Linked DNA regions of Mus musculus: regions 1 and 3 are each linked to region 2. The links are chromatin loops, found by intact Hi-C in ENCODE. Cell type or tissue: heart. All regions are shown on one strand.

Evidence for each region. Peaks named below come from ENCODE experiments on the same cell type or tissue, not always from the same donor. Only the 100,000 strongest peaks of a DNase experiment are listed, where the experiment ranks them.
Region 1: a loop joins it to region 2, with 2.9 times the contacts of the local background. A loop is called at or near these places in 11 of 42 quality-filtered maps.
Region 3: it touches region 2 in a loop (2.1-fold over the local background); 2 of 42 quality-filtered maps call a loop at or near these places.

What each region holds. Positions count from the first base shown.
Region 1 is chr9:68,011,848-68,019,847 of GRCm38, reverse strand. Gm20745 (predicted gene, 20745) reads left to right here. Exons shown (of 3, transcript NR_045745.1): 3 at 1-1,884. Among named protein-coding and RNA genes, the nearest start is that of Gm20745, 9.9 kb to the left of the region's middle. In heart, CTCF peaks have their summits at 3,147 and 4,589 (motif pointing left); DNase peaks (open chromatin) are centred at 3,077 and 4,687; H3K27me3 peaks cover 1,492 bases.
Region 2 is chr9:68,649,356-68,657,355 of GRCm38, reverse strand. It overlaps Rora (RAR-related orphan receptor alpha), which reads right to left and starts at 3,570. Exons shown (of 11, transcript NM_013646.2): 1 at 3,384-3,570. The coding sequence starts at 3,549. Gm31325 (a long non-coding RNA gene) reads left to right here and starts at 3,565. Exons shown (of 2, transcript XR_379584.1): 1 at 3,565-3,631; 2 at 3,948-4,289. In heart, CTCF peaks have their summits at 2,591, 3,507 and 3,727; DNase peaks (open chromatin) are centred at 1,065, 1,905, 3,625, 3,825 and 1 weaker place; H3K4me3 peaks cover 3,035 bases; H3K27ac peaks cover 2,289 bases; H3K27me3 peaks cover 749 bases.
Region 3 is chr9:69,293,287-69,301,286 of GRCm38, reverse strand. All of the region lies in intron 2 of Rora (RAR-related orphan receptor alpha), which reads right to left. It overlaps Gm46153 (a long non-coding RNA gene), which reads left to right. Exons shown (of 2, transcript XR_001779364.2): 2 at 632-867. Among named protein-coding and RNA genes, the nearest start is that of Gm46153, 8.3 kb to the left of the region's middle. In heart, a CTCF peak has its summit at 4,688 (motif pointing right); a DNase peak (open chromatin) is centred at 4,676; H3K27me3 peaks cover 483 bases.

The DNA of each region.
Region 1 (8,000 bases), 640 kb after region 2:
AACAACAAAAGCCTTTAAAAGGAAGGACAGAGAACTTTGTTCCAGTTGCACGGTGTCACTGTGGGGAAAGGATGTGACTAGCAAAGACAGGTACACATCCAAAGCCAGGCTCCCAGCATGCCCTGCACACAGAGGGGACTGTAGGCATGGAAGGATTGCCATTTCGGCACTCACTGGTGAAGGGTCACCTACCCTCTGCTTCTCCAGGAGGCACAAAGCGTCATGGGATAAATGACCTTGCTCAACTACCCTTTCTCTGTCCACTCAGCTCAGCTCCCAGAATGTAGGACGTACTCAGTAAAGCCTGGTGGATACGGACGAGGGTTGGCCGGACATTAGTGAGGATGCTGGGTGTTATGTAACTTAGAGACCCAGAAAATACTGCGCTTTAGATGCAGGGATGAAGCCTCATCTCCGGTCAGTTTCCCCCACTGGCCTGTAAGCTCCTTAAAGGTTCAGCCACACTCAGCTGCTGCTGTCTTGCCCAGATGTTTTGGGTTTGTGGAAGCAGGAGGCCTCTTGCTGACCGTGCCTGGAGAGGAGACCAAGAGGGCTGTCCCTATCAGGAGCTCCCACAGAAGACACAGAGAATGGTCCATAGACATCACAGACCCTCCCAAGAAAATGGCACAGAAGAAGACAGGGATTTCAGCCTTCCTGGCTCTGCTCCAGGACCCAGAGATTTCTTTATTCAAAACTTACAAACTCTGTAAAAAAAAAAAATTAATTCTGTGGCTTAAGATACAGGGATTTCATGCAAGGTGTATCTGCCCTGACAGCGACCTTGTCTGTTCAGCTCCACAGCCACCTCATGGAGACTGAGGAACCTGGGGGTGGGGTAAAGGGATGAGAGTCAGGGAGAGTTAGGGGTACCATGCAGAGCCTACTATGGCAGAGCCAGGGATGAACAAGGAAGATGTCTCTACAGCCTCTATATCAGCCTGACCTCATTCTATCCATGGAGAGGATAGATGTGTCTAAACAAAGCCAACTTCTCATCTGAGTCAAGGGGATTGAATGCAGGGGTCCCTGGGGACCCCTGAGCAGGCTCTGTAGAGCAGACCAGGTCCTGGGGACAACCTGTCTTCACCATGGATGTAGCTTGGACACCCCATCTGGAGCCACTGCCACTGACAGAATTCAGCCAGAGAGCCGGGCATCATTGACTTGGTACTTTGCAGATTATGAGATTGCGGAAGGCCCTGAGAAGTGGACTCACCCACTGGAGGGCCCCTGTCTCTGGGCATCAAGTCAGCCATCTGGGGTAGAGCTGTGGAGTGCTCACAAGGTGCTCCCAGCCGATCTTCATGGAGGCTCCCTGTGTGCATGAGGTTAATCTCAGTCCGATCGGATCTTGAATCAGCTGAGAGACACAATTCTAGACATGTCTGTGGGGCCATTTCTAGGAAAGGATGGGCTGAGAGGAGAAGACTCTTCCCCATGGGACAGAGCAATTTCCAGTGGCAGCCCGGATACAAAGAGGTTAGAGGAAAAGGCGGTATTTCTTACTTGCCTGCCTTCACTTCTAAATAGTGGGTGTGTGCGTCATCTGCTGCGGAAGAAGAGGAGGGGGAGGGGGAGGGGGAGGAGAATAGTAATGATGATGGCCGTGGTGGTGATAGGAGTGCCATCCTTTGCTGACATCAGAACCCAATTTCTTTGTCCTTCCAACATGATCCAAAGACTAGCACCTCCCCAGGAATCCATGCAGCCTGTAGCATGAGATTGGGACTGCTGAGGTGCCCAGCCTCATGCATGGAAGGACCAGAGGGTCTCAGCATCTCTAGTATACAAAAGCTGTTACTGGACCATTTGGCTTTTGTTTGTTTGTTTGTTTGTTTGTTTGTTTGTTTTATGTGAGGCAATCTAGTTAAACTCCTTTGCACAGATATTCATTCAATCAGTTCTGTTCCTCTAGCGAATATTAATACAGTGTGTATCTCAGGCACAGTCTGCCTACAGGTCATGATCCACCAGGCTGTAGAGATGGCATCAATCCCTGGTGGGTCTCAGTTCTCAGCCCTAAAGGGCTTCTGCTGGGCGGGCATCCTTGCTGCTGAAAGCTGGGAAGATCCAAGCGGGGGGAACTAAGCACACAACTCCTCTACACACACCTTTACCAACCAAGTGGGGAACAGCCAGTATAAAGCACAGTTCCAAGAAGGCCTGGCCAATGCTAGCGCCACTAGACGGGACCTGAGCAGGGTGTTCCTCCCTCCAAGCACAAGCATGGACCCGACCTGTGTCTTCATCACTAGACCCCAGACAGCATACAGGAGGATCCCAGGACATTCCCACACCAGAGTTTAGAACACGTGTGCCTTAGTATCCACCAGAGGTGGGAAAGACTGTGTGTGCCTCTGTAGGTCAGATTCCCTCAGTGTTTCCAGTGTGTGAAGACACACAGCAAGAGAACCAGAGGATGCACTGCCCCAGTCAGGTAACCTTTCTGAAGCAGAGGCCATGCCCTTTTCCATCTTTCTCCTATACTCACTTGTCCAGAGCAAGGGTTTCTCCTCGGGCTCAGCACCATGGGACCAGGATGGCATATCTTCCTAGCCCTCTGGACAGGGAGGACTGTGTCTATGTCACTGTCATTCCTAATAGTGTTCCACTGGGATTTATAAAAACAGAATCATCAAAAGCTTTCCTTATTTGACAAATGAATGATACTCATAGTTGTTCATTTCCAACACCTTCTCTGGCCTGCAAGGGTACCCATATGTGCATACCCCTCCCCAAACACACACACACACACACACACACACACACACACACACACACACTGTCATGTAAATATTTTTAAAAGAAAGGGAGGGAGAAAAGGTCACCTAGGGGTGGGAAGAGATGATGGCTGTATAGTTATATATAGAGAGAGATGAGCCTGCCTGGCATCTGCTAATGGGCTTTGTGCTGCATTTGATTTTGACGCCTCAACCATCCTCAGCACAGCCCCTCCAACTTCTTCAGAATCCTACATCCCTTCACCTCCTCACACCAAAACTAAGAGTTCTCACAAACACCAAGTCCCGTGCCAAGTCTCCCTTGCTCCACTCTGCTCCCTTTGAACAGAGCTGAAGGGCCTCCCTGTCCTGAGACGAGATGTCAGCCAGAAACTTAAGTTGCTATGCCATCATGTGGCTGACAGAAGGACAGCAGGCTTGGTACAGGGCTGAAGAGGGGAGACAATAAGGCATCCAGCCAGACATTCTAAAGTCCATCAGAGACATGGGCAACACCTAAAGGGCTCCATTCTGGGTGTTAATTGGACTTGAAAAGCCCTGGACTTAGACATGGAACACAGACATTCAAGGGGGGCTGGTCTTCAATCTCTGGGTGCTTTGTTCTGTAAAACTGTGTGATTAGAAGCCACCCTCCCTCACGTATGCCCAGCACATCCTTCCTCAAAGGGCACCCTCTACCCACCCAGAGCCCTGTTCCATTTTATGAAGAGCACCAGGAGGAAAGGGTGGGGTCTCCTGAGAGCCCCACCTTGGAGCCTGAAGGTCATGGGGTCAGGTTTTCTCTAAAGTCGAACCCAAGTTCCTACTCCAGTAAAGGACTGTGGGAAACAGTCATGAGCCATGCCTCTTGATCAGATGACCCGAGATCAAGTCTTAAGCTTCTGCACTCCCTTGCTCTGGGTCTCATCATCCTTTCTGGGAAATGGGAGAGCCAGAAGTCATAATCCCAGCCTGTGCTCAAAGGCACCAGAAGCAGAGGGCCTCACACGTGCGGAAGCACAATGGGGACATTAGGGTCAGCGGGAATGGGACAGGGCACCTGTTGTGACTGTTTCAATGACAGATGTGATTCACATGGAGCAGTTGTTCAAAGTCAGGGCCCTCAAACCCAGAGCAGGAGATAGAAGAAGGAGCGTGCCTGAGTTAGGGGGAGCAGGACACCTCACGACCACCTTCAGGCTGGAGGAGGAGAGCCTTGTAGAGTGTGACCATCCCTAAAGGCAGTGGCCAGCCAGTTACAATTCAACACCGGGTTCCAGGGACCATCAGCTCTGAGCTGATCAAAGCTCTACCTTCAAATACATACGTTCTTTCTACCATAAAAAAAAAAGTATGTTCTAGGCAGGGTTGACACTTCCCCTTCAGGAAATGTCCCCAAAGCCCTAGCATCTACCATAACTCATCCCCAAAGCACCATTTCAAAAGGAAAAGAGACGGTAATGGGAGAGCTGGTTCCAAAGGCTGGAGGATTACTAGGGGTAGAAGAGTACAGGCAGGAATGCGGCTGTGGGGAGGGCGGGGACCAGAGATGGAAGAGAGGATGCAAAGGAGATCCCATCCAAACTGAGCATGTGTGAAAATGCCTCACGGAAGTGTGCTACTTTGTATCCTACTTTTACAAATAAATTGGGAAAAACAAACACCAAGGTTCTGAACTCAGGTCCCTGCAAAGTAGGGATGCCACAGTCCAGGTTCTTTCCAGCAAGTCTTGAGAGCTACTTCCTGAGGAATCCTGCGTCCCAGGCTGCTACCCAAATCCTCCTGAGATGCCAGGACCTATCCTGTAGGTCCGGGTATCATAGCTTCCTCAGAGAGCACGCACAGTTGGTGGCGTCTGCCCTCTAGTGGAGTATCAGGGAAAGACAGTCCGGAGTGGGCAAAGAGAAGCACCAAACAACGCAGTCTGTGTGGGGTTTCCTTCCAGTTTCCTCTTCTCCTTCCCTTCCCTCGACCCCACACTTCACCCCCGGGCTGTAGGGCCCCTACACAAGGCTACTTCCACGTTGGCTGGTGGTTCAGGCTCGGGAGCTTTGGGCAATGCAGGCCAGGAAATGACCTTGGATGCGTAACAAATTGCAGAAACCCTGGAAATTTTTCTGAGCAGCAGCTCTTTCCAACCTCCAAGAAAAACAATACAGTCTGATGCCTGGGAAGCCTTTCTCCCTTGATGTGTTCCACACGTGGTTCTCCTAGATCCTGGAATTTCCGAGGCTGGGCAGCAAAGTCAGGCAGAGCTTGTTCCAAAAGGATGTCTGAAAACCAAAACAAATAGTGTCTTTTTAAAAGTGTCTCATTTCATCTGCAGAATGCTTGGTCCTTTTAAAATATAAAATCCCTTTTTATTAGTCTCTTTTTAAAAAAATCCATTCTGTGATACATGCAGTGGATTCCAGAAATCACTCGAGAAGATGTGTGTGATCAAGACGGGCTCACACTTGCATGTAGAAGGTGTAGGTTAAGACAGAATTTTTGGAGCCAAAGAGCTAGGTGAGAATCTGAGTTGGATTCAACATCCACTAAAGGGCCAGGCACATCAGCTGCTCAACTGTAATCCCAGCTACGGCAGAAGGCGCTCTAAATCTAGCGGGTCAGTCAGTGTAGCTGAGTCTGTGAGCTCTGGGTTCACTGGGAGGCCCTGTCCCTAAAACTGGGGAGCAGAAACTAAAGGAAGGCCCCAACATCGACCCCTGGTCTCCACATGCACCATGCATGGGCACACACACAAACGAATACACACGCATACACGGGACGGGGTGGAATTTTTTTAAGCAGCATGTGAGGGTTCTTATAAATTGTTTTTAACATGCCTGTTGCAAGTAACTGATCTGGCCTTTTGAATACTGATACAACACAGTAACTTCAATTACAATATTTAAATGTAATTAATAAGAATGCTGGTTCAAATGTCAAAAACCACAAAGAGTACTAGCCCTTAGTTACTAGCACCTAGTGACTAGTTACCCTCTATTTGGTTCATCTGAACGTTAAACCCTGCAATAGACACTGTATACACATAGTCTCATTTAACTCTAAGGACAAACCAGGAATTGTTATTATCATCATCATCATCACTACTAATTACCTTTACTGTTAATCTGATACCCACAGAGTGGCTCAGCTGGGATTCATTGGGGTATGCTGGTCAAATAGGGCTCTAACTCTCCATGCTGCTCTCTTGCCTTCTAGCCAAGTGAGGAGCATACTGGTAAGACTAACCCATTTCTAAAGTACCCCACACCCAATGATGCTGAACAAATAAGGCAAATTGTCATAACAAATAAAATTACTGATCTGAAAGAACCAATTAGAGCAAATATTTAAAAGGAAAGGGATGTGGTGCAAAAAGGGTCACCCAAAGACAGCCTTTGGGAAAGATACCTGGGTCTGGACAAATGTGCACATGAACGTGTGTGTGTGTGTGTGTGTGTGTGTGTGTGTGTGTGTGTAGGTAGGGGGCAGAGATAGATATTTTCCCCTGTTGCATCCACCTCATTTTTGAGAAAGAACCTCTCAGTGGATCTGCAGCTCACCTGATCTCTCCAATCAGCTAGCCAGTGAACCCCCAGGGTCCACTTGTCTCTGCCCCTCCAGACTCCAGGTGCCACAGCTGACTATTTACACAAGGTCTGGGGATTTGAGCACAGGTCCTCATGCAGCAAGCACGTCACCCACTGAGCCATTTCCCATAATCCTACATATGGGATCCCGAAGATCAAACTCAAATTGTGAATAAAATAGTGGCAAGCATTCCCAAGAAGACACAGCACAGTTCTACTTAAAGCACGTTTGACGCACAGACTGGAAAATAAAGATAGATAAATAGATGGTTTCTTTTTTTTTAATTTTTTTTATTAGATACTTTCTTCATTTACATTTCAAATGCTATCCCGAAATTCCTCTATACCCTCTCCCCCCCACCCCCCCCCCGCCCTGCTCCCCTACCCACTCACTCCGACTTCTTAGCTCTGGCATTCCCCTGTACTGGGGTATATAAAGTTTGCAAGACCAAGGGGCCTCTCTTCCCAATGATGGCCAACTACGCCATCTTCTGCTACATATGCAGCTAGAAACACAAGCTCTGGGGGTACTGATTAGTTCATATTGTTGTTCCACCTATAGGATTGCAGACCCCTTCAGCTCCTTGGGTACTTTGTCTAGCTCCTCCATTGGGGGCCCTGTGTCCCATCCAATAGATGACTATGAGCATCCACTTCTGTATTTGCCAGGCACTGGCATAGCCTCACAAGAGAAAGCTATATCAGGGTCGTGTCATCAATGTCTTTCTGGCATATGCAATAGTGTCTGGGTTTGGTGGTTGTATATGGGATGGATCCCCGGGTGGGGCAGTCCTGGAAAGAACCCAGATGCCCCTCAAAGAGGAATGGATACAGAAAATGTGGTACATTTACACAATAGAGTACTACTCAGCTATTAAAAACAATGAATTCATGAAATTCTTAGGCAAATGGATGGATCTGGAGGGTATCATCCTGAGTGAGGTAGCCCAGTCCCAAAAGAACACACATGGTATGCACTCACTGATAAGTGGATATTAGCCCAGAAACTTAGAATATCCAAGATACAATTTGCAAAACACATGAGACACAAGAAGAAGGAAGACCAAAGTGTGGATACTTCGCTCCTTCTTAGAATGGTGAACAAAATACCCATGGAAGGAGTTACAGAGACAAAGTTCGGAGCTAAGATGGAAGGAAAGACCATCCAAATAGATGGTTTCTTAGAAGAAGAAGAAAAAAAAAGGATGACTTCAGGAAGGGGAGGTGGTGGTGGCGAGATGGCTCAGTGATTAAGAGCACTAGCTACTCAGGCAGAGGACCCAGGTTCAGTTCTCAACACCCACGCGGCAGCTCACAACAATCTGCAGCTGCAGTCCCAGGGGATCCAGTATCTTCTTCTGGACTCTGCAGCATCAGGTCCACAAGTGGTGCACAGACGCACATGCAGACACAACACTCATACACATGAGATAAGTAAGTCTTTACAAGAAACAAACTGCCAGGCAGTGGTGGCGCACGCCTTTAATCCCAGCACTTGGGAGGCAGAGGCAGGTAGATCTCTGAGTTCGAGGCCAGCCTGGTCTACAGAGTGAGTTCCGGGACAGCCAGAGCTATACAGAGAAACCCTGTCTCGAAAACAAAAAAAAAAAAACAAAAAAAAAAAAACAAAAAAAAAAAAGAAAGAAAGAAAAAGAAAGAAACAGACTGCTTTGGGTCCTCCTCAGCAATGCATTGGCAC
Region 2 (8,000 bases):
AGCCCCTGAAAGCCACGTAAAATTAAAGATTCACGGTGGGTTTTTTCCTTTCATTTTTACCCATCATGTTGGTTCTTGCCTGTCTTTTATTTTCTTCCGCCTCTTTCACAGTGCTGTAAAGACAGGGCAGAGTGAAACCAGCTGTCATTAATACTTTCTAGAAAATCGAAGGGTTTCATTAAGACTGCTACCATTCCCTTGGAGTTGTAAGGAGCACAGGAAGATAAGCTTCCAGATTATGAAAGCACACATCTGATTTGGAAAGCCCAGGCACTGAAGGCCTCTAATCCGTTTCATACTTAGATTCCTAGGACGTAGGAATGTAGCAATAGCCTCAAATCTACCCTGGTAATATCTCATGAGGTCACATCAATGTCATGAGAATTACACCCTCCATCCCTATAGACTCCAAGCATCTGCCGGCTGCAAACAAGCCCTCAAAGCCCCTTGGAAAACGCCTCCCCGAGTCAGGAAGCTTCCCAATTCACCCAGAACCTTCACTCACCTTCCAGGAGGTGGCACAGGCTAATTGTGAGGTGGTGGTGTTTGCTTTGCGCTTTGAGCCTGTGCTTTTATGTTTTAAGTATTTAAGAGGCATAATCACCTAGTGTGTAGGTTAATTTCTTTCTGATATTGTAATTTATGCAACATTAATATGGGATGCCAGCTCCAATTTTCTTATGCTTACACTCCAGGAGCCGAGTTGAATATTCTGCCAACTCCATTACATCATCTAAAAACCCAAACATTTCCCATTTGCACAGCACTCACAACTACCCAGCATACTTACATAGTCTCTCTTTTTCTCCCAGATGCTCTCTCTCTCTCTCTCTCTCTCACTCTCTCTCTCTCTCTCTCTCTCTCTCTCTCTCACACACACACACACACACCAAGATTGGCAACCCTGAGAAGTAGATACTACATCTGAGGTCAAGGTCTGCAACTGCAAGTAGTTCCTGGAAGATATTACTATTGCTGTGTTGGCTAAAGGATGCCTCCATGTCTGACCTTCCTTTTTTCCATTCAGACTGTTATGTAACCTAGTGCCTGCGTGCCGGATGTGAGTGGAGTGTCTGGGCCTTCCTTCCCCCCTTCCCATTAAATCTCCTTGGAGAAACAGACAACAGACAGGTTTCTTCAAAGAATGGGGGTGGGGGCTCTAGGGGGTAGAGGGATATGGGTCAGCAGGCCATCCTGGAAGGTGCACATTGCTTCTATTTTTGTTCCTTGGATCTTTGGGGAGGCCGGGGGGGGTACCAAATTCCCCGGCTTTATATAATTTGCGAGTTACAGATTTGTAGTTGGTTCTGCAGCCTGCCACCCCATCTATTGCAAGAACACACCTGGCAGAAATGACACCTGAAGATGTTAATAAAGCAGGGGAGGTGGGGAGGGGCTAGAGAAAGAAGAAAGGCACAAACTAGAAATCAGAGCCACTTACTAGACACTGTGCACCCCTTCTTTTAAAAAAAAAAAAAAAAGCCTCCAAACACATGAAGGGGATTTTCTCCAGCGTTTCTGATTAACCCTGTTACATAACCCGCTCGCATTCCAAATCTCGGGCTCTAAATAGACTCCTTGCAGCCAAAAGCTCTGCACAAACTCGCAGAACTGGTGGTCCGTTGCGGCCGCCCCCCACCCGAAGCCTTCACACACACCCCTTTCCTTTCGTCCCGGTCCTTGTCGCCCCCATTCCCCTGATTCAAACAGAGCCTCGACACACTCTTCGGAAATCGCCTTTAATTAAATGGTACCCCACCACCACCACCAGCAGCAGCATATGTCATCCGGATGGCTTTTACTGTACTTGAATTCCGTGAATGGGAAAGCTCCCGGACAGGGGGTGTGGCTAAGGTGGGGCGGGAGGGGAGAATACTGTAAAACAGCCAGCACATGATCAGCCATGTTCCTACCTCCAACTAACACATCCAAGAGGAAGGGAGGGGCTCTCGGTCCCCCCTTCGTCTCCCCACAGACCCCATAGCCGCCAAACCTGGCTGGAGAGATCCACTCTGTCCCAAGCCCCTGGGTGGCTCGCAGGAGCCTGCTTCCTCCGGAGTGACAGGCGTGATTTATACATTATTTACAACAGTAATTAAAGCTGCAGCTTCCTCCTGCTCTTTGCAAACTCCAGGAGCATTCAAATAAATAATCCCCCACCCCCGAAGGAGGGGGTGGGGATCCCACAGCAGCTTCTGACACCTTTAAGAAAGAAGTCAGCTCCCCCCACCCGCGCTCCCCCGGTTAGACCACTTTTGGAAAACGACCGGAGAGGAGCAAGCACCCTTGTCTCCCCAGGTCCTCTCTTTCACACACTCCAGACACCAACACAAAATGAACCAAAGGCCCAGGAAGGGCTGCCTCCTTAGCCCTGGCCAACCAGCACTCAACTCCGATCAACCCCAGGTTCCGGCAGAAACGCTGGGCATCGCGGCGAGCGGAGGATTCCCAGAGCAGAAATAAGTTTGGGTGCTTTTCTCGGCTTTCTCTCTCGGCTTGTTTGCCTCGCAGCCGCTCCCTCCAATCGCGCGTGGAGCGCCCCACTCCACCATTGCCCTCCCTCCGCGCGCTGCACACGCCCCCTGCCAGCCTCCTCTAGGACTGCGGGCTCCGAACCCACGGCTACAAAGTTGCGCTTCTTCCTTTTGCCCGGCGGGGAAAATCAACTCCACAACATCCCGCGCGCTGGGACCCGGATCTCTCTGCCTTGTCCTCCAAGCCTACCCCCAAGAGCTGCAGAAGAGAAGCTGCCCGCGTCGCCCCCCTTCCGCCCCCTGAGACTTCTAGGTCTCTCACTCCTCCCGAACCTCCAAGCTTTTCCGGGAGAGGGAGGATTCGAACACTTCTCGATTCCTACCGCGGGGTGGTGGGGATGGGTATGAGGGAAACTGTCAAAAGCAGAAAAGGTAACCGAGAAAGCGAGTAGCCACAAACAGACCCCCTCCCCCTTCTTAAAAGGACACTACCGCTTTAAAAGTTTCTTTACCCCCACTCCCCCATCTCGGTTTCTTTTTGGTGGGGGGAATCGTATTTAATTTGGATAGCTCTTCTTTGCAGAAAATAAAACATGCAATCAAGGGGGAGGTGGGGTTGGAGTCGTCTGGCTGTCAACGCTCGGGTCCGTCCCCCATTGCCCTCTCCCGCAAGCCCAGCACTGGCTTGCAAAAGTTTGCAACATTTGTGGGGGGCCGCGGGGGGAGGGGCGGGGGTGCCGGTCGCTCAGGGCACCACGATAGGCTCGCGCGCGCGTGCACCGGTCCCGGGGACCCCGCGTGTCGCCCGCTCCCCGAGCGCGCGCTCCCCCGGGGTGCCTGGTCCCCTCCGGGCTCGGCGCACCGCTCCCGCCGCCCCCCTGCCCGGAGCCTGGTCGCAGCGTCTCCTACCTCGGCTGGAGCTCGCATAGCTCTGCCTGCGCCCCGCGCCCGGTGCCTCGCTCTTGCGGCCCGTGTCCTGGGTCAGCGGGGTCTCCCTGGAGCCCGCGGCCGCCTCCGAGCCGCTGCTGCCCGGTTCGCTGGCGGCGGGGTCGGGGGCTGCCGGAGCTGACTCCATGTTTTTTTTCCCAATGTAGAGATCGGCGGAGATGGCGAGCTCCGAGACTCCCTCTATCTTCTGTTTTCAGAGCGACTCTATGGTACCAAAAAAAAAAAAAAAAAAAAAGGAAAAGGAGACGGGCGAGAGCAGGAGGGACCTAGCCAGGCGAGAGCGCGAGCGAGCGCGCGAGTGGCGGTGGACGCGTGTGCGGCCGAGAGGGGACGTGAGGCGGGTTTGGCCACAGGCAGCGCTAGCGAGAGCGTCTCCAGCCGGCCCCCGCACCCACACTCTCCACCCTCCAGACCCCAGACCGGGAGCTACACAAGGCTGCCAAATTTGGGAGGTGGAGAAGAGGGAGGGAGGAGAAAGATGGGGTGCCTCCTGCGCCCCGATCCTCCCTCTCCTCTTTAACCCAGCTACAGAAAGGATCGGTCGGCGACGTGTGGCTCTGTCTACTTTTGAGATTCCCTCGGGGGCAGTAACTCGGTGTCTCCTATCCGCAGCCAGCTTGGGAGGAGGAGACAAATCCGGTTATCCGCGTTGGGGCACTCGCTGGTAACTGCAGCTCTCTGCAAGCTCGGTCCGAGGCTGGGGAAAACTAAAAGGGAATTAGAAGCTGACTGACAACCCTCTGGAAGGAGGAAGGTGGGAGGACCAGACGACAAACTTGGCGCTTTTTACTTTGGGATGGGACAGTCTGGGGTTTCCAGTCTTAGATATGACTGAGTCTAAAATAAATTTTGTGATTGTAGGATGCATATGTCTAGCCAGTAACTAGTGTTATGGGAAGAGGTCTCTTTCAAGCTCTTTTGCCGTGTTTTTTTTTTTTTTTTTTTTTCCTCCATGAAGGATCCAGAAACTGTTTGGCAGGCCACTATTTTGTGAAGAAAACTTTGGTCAGTTTGGTGAAGGACTTCTGAACCCATGAAAGGGGCCTAGCTGCATCTGAACTCCAGTGTGTCTGCTAGTTTCCTATTCCCACTGGTATTTTTGCTATTAAATGCACAGGCTCATCTACAGCAGACAGACATCCTGGAGAGGTATTAATAACGTCTGGATAATAAAAAAAATCCAGATAATTAACGAGTCTTATCTTTATAAGGCATGATTCTGAGCTTAACTCCCTTTGGAGCACACCCATCTACTAGCTGATACTTAAGGAAAGCTGAGAATTAAGTGCTTACCTCTACCCCAAACTCCAGTAGGAAATATCAGCACTAATAGGCTGGGTGGTGAATATCCTTATGTGAGAGCTGGCTTCTCTGTCTCAATAATGAAGCCACCATTTCCTTTTATTTCTGAAGATGCTAATGAAATCAGTTCATTTTTACACCCCCACCTTCCTTCCAGAAAACCTGAAAAATTTAACAACACAAATATTATTATCTACCAGAAGGTGGCAAAAATAAGTGTGTTTCAGGGGTGTGCGGTGGGGGGAGAATGGGGAGACATTGTACTTTGCTAATTTTCTGGTTTGGAAAATGCTTTTTTTAAAAAAAAAAAAAAGGATAAATCTAGTTAAATAGTTTAAGAAGGCTCCTCCCACACCCCCTGCCAGTTGCTGTTGATTGGTTATGTGGATTGGATTCAAGCACACAGTGATCTTTGCCATGGCCTGTGTATTCACCTGCCTAGCTGTGGCCCATTCTTCCAGATGATCTGGATGGGATGTGAAGGCTTCTAACACCTAAATCTGAGCTCTGCAATGATCCCTGGCCATAGACTATCCGCTGGTGCCTGTACACAGTGCTATAATGGTCTCCTCTATCTCAAATCAGATGGGTGGATTCCCCAGACTCATTTTCTGAGTAGCATCTACTCTCAGGACTTTCTATTGGTTAGCCTGTTGCTGATGTTCTTGCACCATCACATTTGACTTCTCTAAGTCTAAACAAACACTTCAAAGCACACAGCTTAATAGACAACTTCCTCTGGGACAGAAGTCTCAAAATACATCTGCTGGTTGTCTTAGAATATTGTTTTATTTTTTTTATTTTTATTTTAAGTTGTTACTTGAAACAGAGTTACATCACTCTCCTGTTTATTTTTTTACTCCAGCTCCTCCTAGTAACTCCCCCTCCCATTCCCACTCCTACCCCCCCCAAAAAAAGCTCTTGGTCTTTGATTACATTTGTTGCATATATATGCACGTGTGTAAACACAAATAAATATAAATCAAACCTGCTACGTCCGTTTTGAATTGGTGGTGTGTATATGGCTTCAAAGCTGACCACTCTGCATTGAACAACTAATTAAAGATGCTCATCCTGAGAAAGGCTGATTCTACCCCCCCATGTTCATAGTTACCTATAGTTCAAGTCTAGAAACAGGATCTCTTCAACGTTAATATCAATATCAATATTGATATCACTCTGGTTTTATTTATGTTGATTCAATGAGAGACTGTATCACAGCAGAGTCCCTACTCTTCTGGCTCTTCCAATATTTCTGAACTTTCTTCTACCATGTTCCCTGAGCCGTAGAGAGTGGAGCTGTGATGTAGATGTATCCGTTGGGGCCTTGCCTCCCCCATGATCTCTGCCTTGTATCCAGTTGTGGTTTTCTAGGTAGGGCTCCAATTGCTATAAAGAGAAGCTTCTTTGAGGAAGCTGATAGTAGCCACAGCTATCGGTGTTCATAAGGATAAACTGTAGAATGTAGTAATTACACTGTTGTAGCAAAGTGGTGGAGATAGATTCTTGTTGTTCAATAGCTTCCTTGATGGTTCTCCTTCAACCAATTGGATTAGGTCAGTCTAGAAACATCTTCCAGAAAAGAAAGTAAGGCCCTTCAAGCCTTAGTCGAGATAGAGGCAGATCTCTGTGAATTTGAGGCAATCTGGTCTACAAAGTGAGTTCCAGACTAGTGGGGATTACAGAGTGAAACCTTGTTTCAAAACAAAATGAAACACTGAGATAAAGTCTGCTCCCTTTGGAGAAAGATCCCAGAGAAGGGTGGGGGGCAAATTTCTCCTAACTTAACACAGTTGCTGTGTCTGAGTTTAAAACAATCAGAAACTCAAATGTGGTCCCCTAGGGGAAAAATAAAAGTGAGCTAGACACCTTCTTGCCTGTCAATCATTGCTAGTTACTAGAGTGTAAATCACCTGGGTTGGGGAAGCATTTGAAACTGGAAGAACACAGTGAGCAGGTCTATATTCTTTCCCTTCCTGGGGTCCTTTTCTGATTACTAATTAAGACTCTCCAGTTTTCCAGATATTTGGATAGACAGGAACCTCTTTTAGACCCTGCTCATGGAACAAAGGGCAACAATGTTTGCTTTTAAGTGATTTTTTCCCCTTACACTCAGTTCTCTGATAGGCTCTGGCTCAGAAAAGCTGCTCTCTATAGAGGAGATGAGTCTAAATCCATGTTTTGCTTTCCAGTTTCTTCTTCCTCCCCCTGTCCCCATACGGAGTCCAGGACCTCCTCACCAATCCCAGGTCCCCCTCCCTATGGCAATACTACTTAATTCTCTGCTAGGGTAATTACAGAGAACCTCCAAGTTCATTTGGAGTCTTGTCACATTCCAGTCCCTAACTGTCCTCATCCCAGTGCATCTGCTGGGTTCTATAACTCTTGGCTCTGACATCTGCACCTCCTTTTTGTTGTCTTCATTCAATATCAGACATGTTTGCTCCCCACAAACCATTGCAGCAACCTTCCCAATAGCTGGCCTTCAGTCTTCTAACCACTGGAAGCCATTCATTCTAGATAGCACTGCCAAATTAATTACCCTGAACTACAAGCTCTCATTTCCCACCATGTCACTCCCATGCTTACAAGACTTTAATGGCTCCCCATTGCCTATCCAATTAGCTACTAACTAGTCAACAAGGTATTCAAGGCTCTACCTCACTTATCTTGGCACTCCTACACCAAGGATGGAAAGCAGATCTCATCTCAGGTTGCTTGGAAAGGTGTGGGCTGGAATTGATGAATGCTGTCTCCCATGGGCGGAAGGATGGGAAGTGTGACACACATGCGAGTTTGAGTTTGCCAAACTACCTTACATAATCTCTAAAATCCGGGTTCAGTCTTCAGGCCAGGGTGGGCAATGCTGCTTCCTTCTGCCTCCTTAGTGGGTCCACATTACATGTCAATGTCTCTTTTCTCTGAGTGCCTTTCCTGCATCCCTGCTTTCTCTTTTGACTGACATCAAGCTTCAGTTGCATACCACTATTTGGCCTGTCTTGATGATTCTTTGTTCCTCTGCCACAGGATATCTTGGAGTCCAAGCTGGTCCCAAACTCCAGAATGACCTTGAACTTCTAATCCTCCTGTCTCCACTTCCTGAGTGCTGGGATAAATGGTGTATACTGCCACACTGGATTTATTTGGTGTTAGGCACTGAACCCAGAGATTCAGACATGCTAGCCAAGCACTCTGCCAACTGAGCCATATCCCCAGATGGACCCCCTTTTCTTTGTTTACATCAGACCCACCCCCCAACTCTTCTCTTCTGTTAAC
Region 3 (8,000 bases), 640 kb before region 2:
CTCAAGTTCTTTTGGATTTCTGGCTTCAGATGAAGTAGGGACAGATCTCCATGTTTCCTTCTGGTTCTGTTTGCTGTTGTTGTTTTGTTTGTTTGTTTGTTTGTTTTTAAGCAGGTGGCCCAGGAGGCACAGCATTTCTGCCTGCTAATCACTGGGGAGAAATGGGGGGGTGTACTACATCTCTTAGGGATCTGGGGCTTTAGTGTGCCGTTGGGAATACAATCACGGTGGAATACAGTGGTTTAGGCTGTTTGGTGGTCTTCATTTTTCAGTTAATACCCCACTCCTAGGTTTCAACTCAACCATCAAAAATGGAAAAGGCTTTGGGCTAGAACTTGATAAAGCAGGGCTGTAATTTGCCAGAACTAAGTTTAGGCATATTTGTTAATATTAATGAAAGCCTTCTTGTTTTAAAATGTATTTAAATAGCTGGCATTAGTAATTACCTCTTTCTACCTTAGAATTTTCACTTCCAAAAGGAGCTGGTTAGCCGACTGAAGTATCTTAAGCAGTTATAGTTGGGGACAGGGAGTAAAGAAGTCAGCAGGCTTCTGTGTGCCTTTCCTACATCTTGAACGAGAGACCCCAGCCCACCTTTCAACTGTAACGGAAACATTTTTTTTTCTTATAGAAACATGAACTCTGGAAAAGACCTTGGCAGCTGTCAATCACAACCTTCTAATTTTACAAACAGGGCAAGAAGGCAAGCGAAGAAAACCTGCCAGTTACCATGCAGCAGATCCAGACTAGAGCCCATGCCTTCATCCGCTTCCCTCCACACGCAGGCTGGGGCTTTCCACTCCTCAACACCGTGTGGCAACTGGGGGCCCAGATGACTCATGCATCAAATAAAGGTGTTGAACTTAAGCGATTTCTCAATCAGAATCATCTATGCAGCTTACAATTTACCAGCACATGCGATCCACCAAGGCCATCAGACCAAAATCACCAGAATCTCAAATAGAACACGCACACACAAATACACATATATTGTTTAAAATTTGACTTTTAAGTACATGTCTGTGTGTGTGTGTGTGTGTGTGTGTGTGTGTGTGTGTGTATGTGTGTGGGGGGTATGTGCACATGAGTACAGGAGGCCAGTAGAGCGTGTTGGATTGGGTTGATTGGCCTGGCATGAGCACTGTGACTAAAACTCAGGTCCTCTGTAAGCAGTGTGAAGTTTTAAAAGCTCCAGCTCTCTAATCCCTAAGAGCCTGTATACCTTGAAAGTTCCATCCTGTCTAATATACTGACAATACTGGGTGCTGAGAGACCAGAGAGCCTCTGAGATCCGTTCTAGGCCTGCTGCAGGGCGTTTAGCAAGGTTTGGGGAAAGCCTGTGACTGAGCTCTCTTTTTGCTCATCCACCAAGCCATCCTACTTCTGTCAGACTGGTTGTGCTGCTGGAGTTACCTATATGAAGGCAGCTGGCATGTTTACTCAAACATTACCCACCACAGCATACACTCACCAAGGACACAGACTACATATGTCATGGTCACCACTGTCTGAGTAGCCCACAGCATTGAAGCTGCCCCAAGCAATGGGGTAGGTATATTGCACAACCACCTCCCAGGGCCAGAGTCAGTTGGAGTGTTGTCTGCCTCCACACCACTCAGAGTCCAACTTTACTGGCGTTTCCAGATGAAAACTCACTCTACACAAAAGGCAGGGTGTCTGGTTATTGGAATCAGAGACAGGGTGTCTGGTCATTTGGAGTAGGAGGTAGGATGTCTGGTCATTAACCCCACTCCCCCAGCTTGGCCACTGCAGACACACTGAGAGGATGCTTAGGCCGGAGAAAGGCCCTTTTGTTCATAGGAAGTGCTGAGGAAGAGCTTAGGAGTAGGGAATCTTTACTTTGTTGCTGAAAAAAATAACATTAAATTAAAAAAAAAAAGATAGAAAAGGTAACACAGGAAAGACATTGCTGTTTCCATTAGAGTTGGCTGGACTCTGTGGCCAACTCCCCCACCTGCTCTGGGAGATTCAGTTCCCACATACAGGTCTGGAGTCAATGTTGCAAACAGAGGCCAGAACTCCAGACAGTGTCATTCAGGAAAAGGAGTAGAGAGCTTTGCCATTATCATAAGCGCCCTTATTGGACTGCCTAGACTGCCTCAGGACCCTCTCCTGTTTAGGTCACGTGGGGTTAAGAGATCTGGGGGTAACATTCCACCCACTTCCTCCTTCATGCTAGTGTTTAGCAAGGCCACAGAAAACGATTCCAAGTGTGGCTGTTACTGAAGTGATGACAGAAATCCCTTACATTGGGTTCCCATCTCTATTTCTCTTCAGAGGACCCCGAGGAAGCCTGTGTTTACCCTAAGATCATTCACTGTTGGAGCTTCGCTTTAGACCTCAGTTAGGAGGCCAGAATAGGGCTTTCCAAACTGATCTAACCCTCACGACCATCAAAAGAACTTTTGTGAATACTGACTCATTGGCTTTGGCCCAGATCACCAGAAACAGAACTCTACACAAGATAAATGCCTTCCATGTGATGGCGAGGACTGATGGTCTCTAGGAACCACTGAGGGAGTAGAGCAGCCCACCGCCTACCCCAAAGCTGACAGCTTAGAACACAAGGGTGTAACAATTGAGGCCCAAGGATGCCCGCCTGTATCAGAAACACCCAGGATGCTGATTAAATCCGCCCTCGGGGCCCGACCCAACACTGACTCCACCATGCCATCTCTAGGTGGGACTCAGTAATCTGCCTGTTACAGGCTCCAGTTAGGAGCTTTACTCCAGGTTCAGGAACCAGTCCTAGGATCACTCGTGAAGATATTTTATTGTTAACTCTTTGATTACTTGAAATCAAACCATGTTCACACATAGATATAAGAGTGGGCCTTAACCAATCAATGTTTTGTGGGATCAGATAGTTTTGTGTGTCGCCAAGTGTCTTGGTTTTCCAATGGTATGTACCTCTGAGAAACTACAAACTGGCAAGCCCAAAACCCTCAGCATAGCCCTCTCTGGTTAACTGTGGCTGCCAGCATCTTGGTATTTGAAAAAAAAAAAAAATGCTGATTCACCACCCGAGACACCTGATTGACAGGAAGAGCTTGAATCTGACTATCACAGCATATAGGTGGCACCAGAATGGTCTAGCATACAGGAAACACTCAAGCATCGTCCGAAAGAAATATTTATGTTTGCACTGTGTTCTGTAGAAATCAGAAGTGAGAAATGAAGATAACAATCCGTGACAAAACAAAACAAAAAAAAATATATATATAAAGAAAAGAAATACAAACAGCATGCGGATCACACTTCTGGGTGGTGCACTTTGGAAAAAAAAAAAAAAAACAATTTGCTTCAATAGCTGATCTCAACCTAACCACAAGTCCTCACTTCTTAACCACGACCTTATTTCTAAGATCAAAGGGCCAAAGCAGCAGTTTCTCTGCACCCCCCAACCCCTTTTTGTTGTTGTTTTTGCCTTGTTTTCATGAAAAGTTCAGTTGCTTCTTTCGAGTATCAGCAAGGCCAGAATCATACTCCTTTAAAATCCCAGCGGTATCTTTCATCTTGGTTGGTTGTCTTTGCTATTACAGCTCGGGTCCCAAAGTTCAAGCCATGAAAAAGCCCACTGTACCTCGTGTTCTTACACCTCTGTGGTGTGTCCCCCTGCAACCCCCCAAGAGGCATTTCAGTGGGAAAATCAGTATTTTCAGGATTTAGATGCCTCTGGCTCCTCCACAGAGGTAAGATTGTTTCATGGTTGATACATCAGGCAAAGCCGAATTCAAAGCTCACTAAAGAGCCTAAAACTATTACTCAAATGAGTTCTTTTCTCTGACTCTACATGGAGAGCTTTTATGTGTGTTGTTATTTTCATTTTTCTGTCTGCTTTTGAGCCCTGTCTTTTGTTTTGCAGGCTGGTCTGTGTCAACTTTCCTAGGATAACCTTCAGTTTGCTCCTACCTCATGAGCGCTGGGATTACTGGAGTGCACCACCATGCCTGCTTTATGCAGGACTGGAGCTTGAACACGGGGCCTTCTAAATGTCAGGCAAGCCCTCTACCAAGTGAGCAACACCCTAGCCAATTTCCAGTCGTTTAACCTGTAAACTCTTTCAAGCTCAATCATCCTCTATCATATATACTTTATTTTTGAGACAACCTGAAAGTTTGGGTGAATTAAACCACCCGAGTCTTCAAAACCAAGGAGCTAAACAGTTTCTTCTGATGCCAAAAAGATTATCAGCGGTTATAATTATTTATATCCTCTGTGTGTGTGTGTGTGTGTGTGTGAGAAGGGGGGGGGGGAGAGCGCCTTGATTTGAAAATGAAAAATGTTAGATTTCACTGGCTTTTTTTTTTTTTAAGAAAAAAAAATCAAGGATGGAGAATAGACAAAACAAGGATTTCAATACAGGTTTAGCTGCTCAGGAACCAAATGCCACTCAGATTTAGTACAGACAACAGGGTGCTACGAACAAGCTTTAATAGAACTTGTTCCTTTAAAATGACCTTTCCTTCCTTCCAAGAAAACATTAGAGATTCGTTATCTAATAAGTCATTTCTAATAACTGCACAAGATAATGAATTACACTTTTGAAATTGGTGAAGAATGCCCCACAGCTGTCGAGAAAATATTCACAACCTTTGACCTTTTCCACTAGCCTGATGGGAATTTCATTGGCACTGGCATGGCTGTTGCCTGTCATGAGCAAGTATCCACTAGAGGGCAGCCTCATCTCAGATGTGATACTGCTTTGTGAAAAAACAAAACAAAAAAACAAAACAAAACAAAACAAAAAAAAACACCCAAAACTTATAAGAGCTTGTAATGTTCCTATAATTATTTTTGTGACTTTAATTTTTTTCCTGGGTAGTTTAAATAATCAACATAAGTCAAATAAAGTACCCATAAACTCTTAAGCCCCCGCTTCCACAAATTACAAGGATTACCACTAGGATTGATCCCCAGTCGAGTTATAGAGCCTTCTTTATGTACCTTAATATGTTTGAAACAAAGTTGTTTTGTTTTGTTTTGTTTTGTTAGTCAAGTCAGCCATATCATATTAGGCAGCTGGACCTCACTTTTTGCATCAAAATGTCAAATGTTTCCAGACAAACTGAAGTGTGTTTTTCATTTGAGGAAGAAATTGACCAAGATTGTGAGGTGGCTGAACGGTGAACCTGAGTGAGATGGGAGGCAGAGGGACATCAGAGCTCATGGGTAGGTGTGTGTGTGTGTGTGTGTGTTTGTGTGTGTGTCTTTTCAAATAGCAGTCTTCAGTTGGAAGGATCACATGTGTCCCCTACAGCATGGGAAGGTGGGCTCAGAACCAGAGGGAACTTATGAGAACTAAGCAGACATGTCTGCTTGATATGGGATGGTCTTTCTGATTTAACATGGAATAAGCTACCTCTGGAAATAGTGAACTCTCCAATCACAGGAGGGTTTTCAAGCATAACAGGACATTCGTGTCACCCACTTGCTGACGGGACATAGAATCTGAGTGACTTAAAGTTTCATTCCTTCCCGAGCCTCTGAAAGAACAGCACACCTCCATCCGGTACCCGGAGAGGTTAAGTACCAACCCAGCAAGAAGTGAGCTCCTGCGACTCCTCAAGAAACCTTCTATTTCTGCTGATGTGAGAGACGCCAAGCTTCTCAACACTATGCACTGATGCCCCTTCACTAGCAACACAACCATGCTGACCAGCATTCGACCACATGGAATGGATTAAAATAAAAAGACACACGTGTAAACCTCCTTCTTTGCCTAAAGATAAATGGGACAGGCAGACAAGTATTTGACTGAGTTCTGTGATAATGATGACTCTGTGCAGAGGCCAGCTGCACTTCACGAGGCTGTTCTATGCTATTTAGGAAAGCCAAGCTTGGTTCTCTCCCAGATCTTAATACCAAGCAGGCTTAATGAAAATCATGAAGAGCTATGAGAAGCAAATAAGAATAACCCCATTTGTACCAAATTGATTTTATTAAAGAGTAATTTAAAGATATTAGGCTCAGCAAAGCATTACATAATTGAATCTATTTTTCCCCCCATATAAACGGCAGACTTATCATTTACGCTAACTAGAGGCAAAGTTACGTACAGGGCATTTTTATAGCTTCCTTCGTGGGGTGACAGGGAGATGGTGGGACTCAGTTGCCTGGTCCAGCTCTATGGGGTATCTGCCGAAAGAAATTAGCTATGGCACGAGAGCTGTGTAGCTTCATCTTCTTCAACTCAAATGCATGGGCCCATCGGATGCCACAAACAGGCATATGCGTGAGCCATGAAGTGCACACAGATTGATACCCTGCCCCTATTGGCTTGGGAAATGTCTAGTCAACCTCAGATAAAAGCAGAAACCGAGAAAAGAAAAGTACCGCCCGGAGTCGACTTGGCCTTCCGTTGTACAGCCATGAGAGCAGAGGGTTAAGTTATCCTATCTGAAAACCCGACAGGGGCTAATGTTTCACTTAAAATAGAAAATCTAGAAACAATCTATTTCAAGTGCCTTTCCCCCCGACCCCATATTTCTCATCAGCTAATCTGAGCTCTTATTTAGACCTCTTCTCTAGGCATAGCACTCTGACAGCTTATGGGGAAAGCCTGTCCTGTCCTGTCATCCCCACACTACTGATGGTTTCACAGAGCTCAGGCGCTGAACCTCTCTATCCTCCAGTCCAAAGGCCAGAACAAATGGGAAGGATTCTTGGGGAGTGGCTAGATGGGGGCATAGTTCTGCCTGTCATTCCTCAAAGGACCTGGAAACATTATCAAACATCAGTTTATACTGGATGTGACAGGGGAATGTTTAAAAATTTACTTTAAATCAGAAAAATATAAAGTAAGTGTAGCCGATAGCGTAATGTGTCTAAAGGTTACGGCTTTGAACGATCAAATGTGAAACACACAGACTCAAGCAGCTTTGCTTGGTCTGCAATAAACATTGTAAATATGTAGAAAACAAAAAAAAAATCCATCTTTGACATTTCTTTTGGTGCTAAGGAAAGAAGAAATGAACATATGAATCTAACACTCCATCAACCAAGCTACACCCAGGCCTGCACAAACACCGTCATTACAAAGTATTCTCAGACAACAAATTCCATGAAGGAACTTTATTGATGGTGAAATATTTAGGAAGACTCATTCATCAATGCATCCGTCCACCTACCCGTCCATCCACAAAGTTCACTTTTGCCCAAATAAATGGTCCTTTCTAAATATAATCATCTTAGGAGCCACAGAGTAAGTTACAAAGCTGACGGCTGCTCTCTCAGACGTTTGGCAATGATCTGTTTGCTGACCTTGCCCATTGGTGTTCTGATCTCCATGGCTGGAAGGGAAAACGGGAGAAAGGGGTCTCGAGAACTATGAATCTATTTACAGATATGGCTACTGAACACCAGGAAAAGTCAGGACTTAAATTACAGAGTCTACGTTGGCTTAGATATGTTTTCTACCTGGCTAATGCTTACATCAGAGTGCTCAGCTTGGCTGATGGCAAAACACCCGACAGAAGCGTATTATGACACAATTGAAAAAACAGCATTGAGAGGCTGCCTATGAAAACTGCACCTAAAAACCACCCTGCAGACCAGCACGGCTCTCTTTACATCCATCCACATTCAGTCCTTCTGTCTTTAATTATCTTTAACTATGTTTATTTATTATGTCTTTATGCATGTGGACATGTGCATGCCATGGCACACATCGGGAGGTCAGAGGCCAACCTGTGGGAGTCAGTTCTTTCCTTCCACTCTGTGGTTCCAGGGACAGAACTCAGGTCCTCAGACTGGGCAGCAAGTGCCCTTTCACACACACACACACACACACACACACACACACACACAGTTGGCTCCGCACTGGCAGCCATTTGAGTTTTCGATTTTCAACGTTCAGTCCTCAATTTCTACCAGTCCGATCCATCACCGGTCCCCTAAATGGGACGCAGATCCCTGCCTGGTAAGGGATACCGCAGGAAGGATGTTTAAAATGAGACTAGGAATTGAATCCAAGTTTC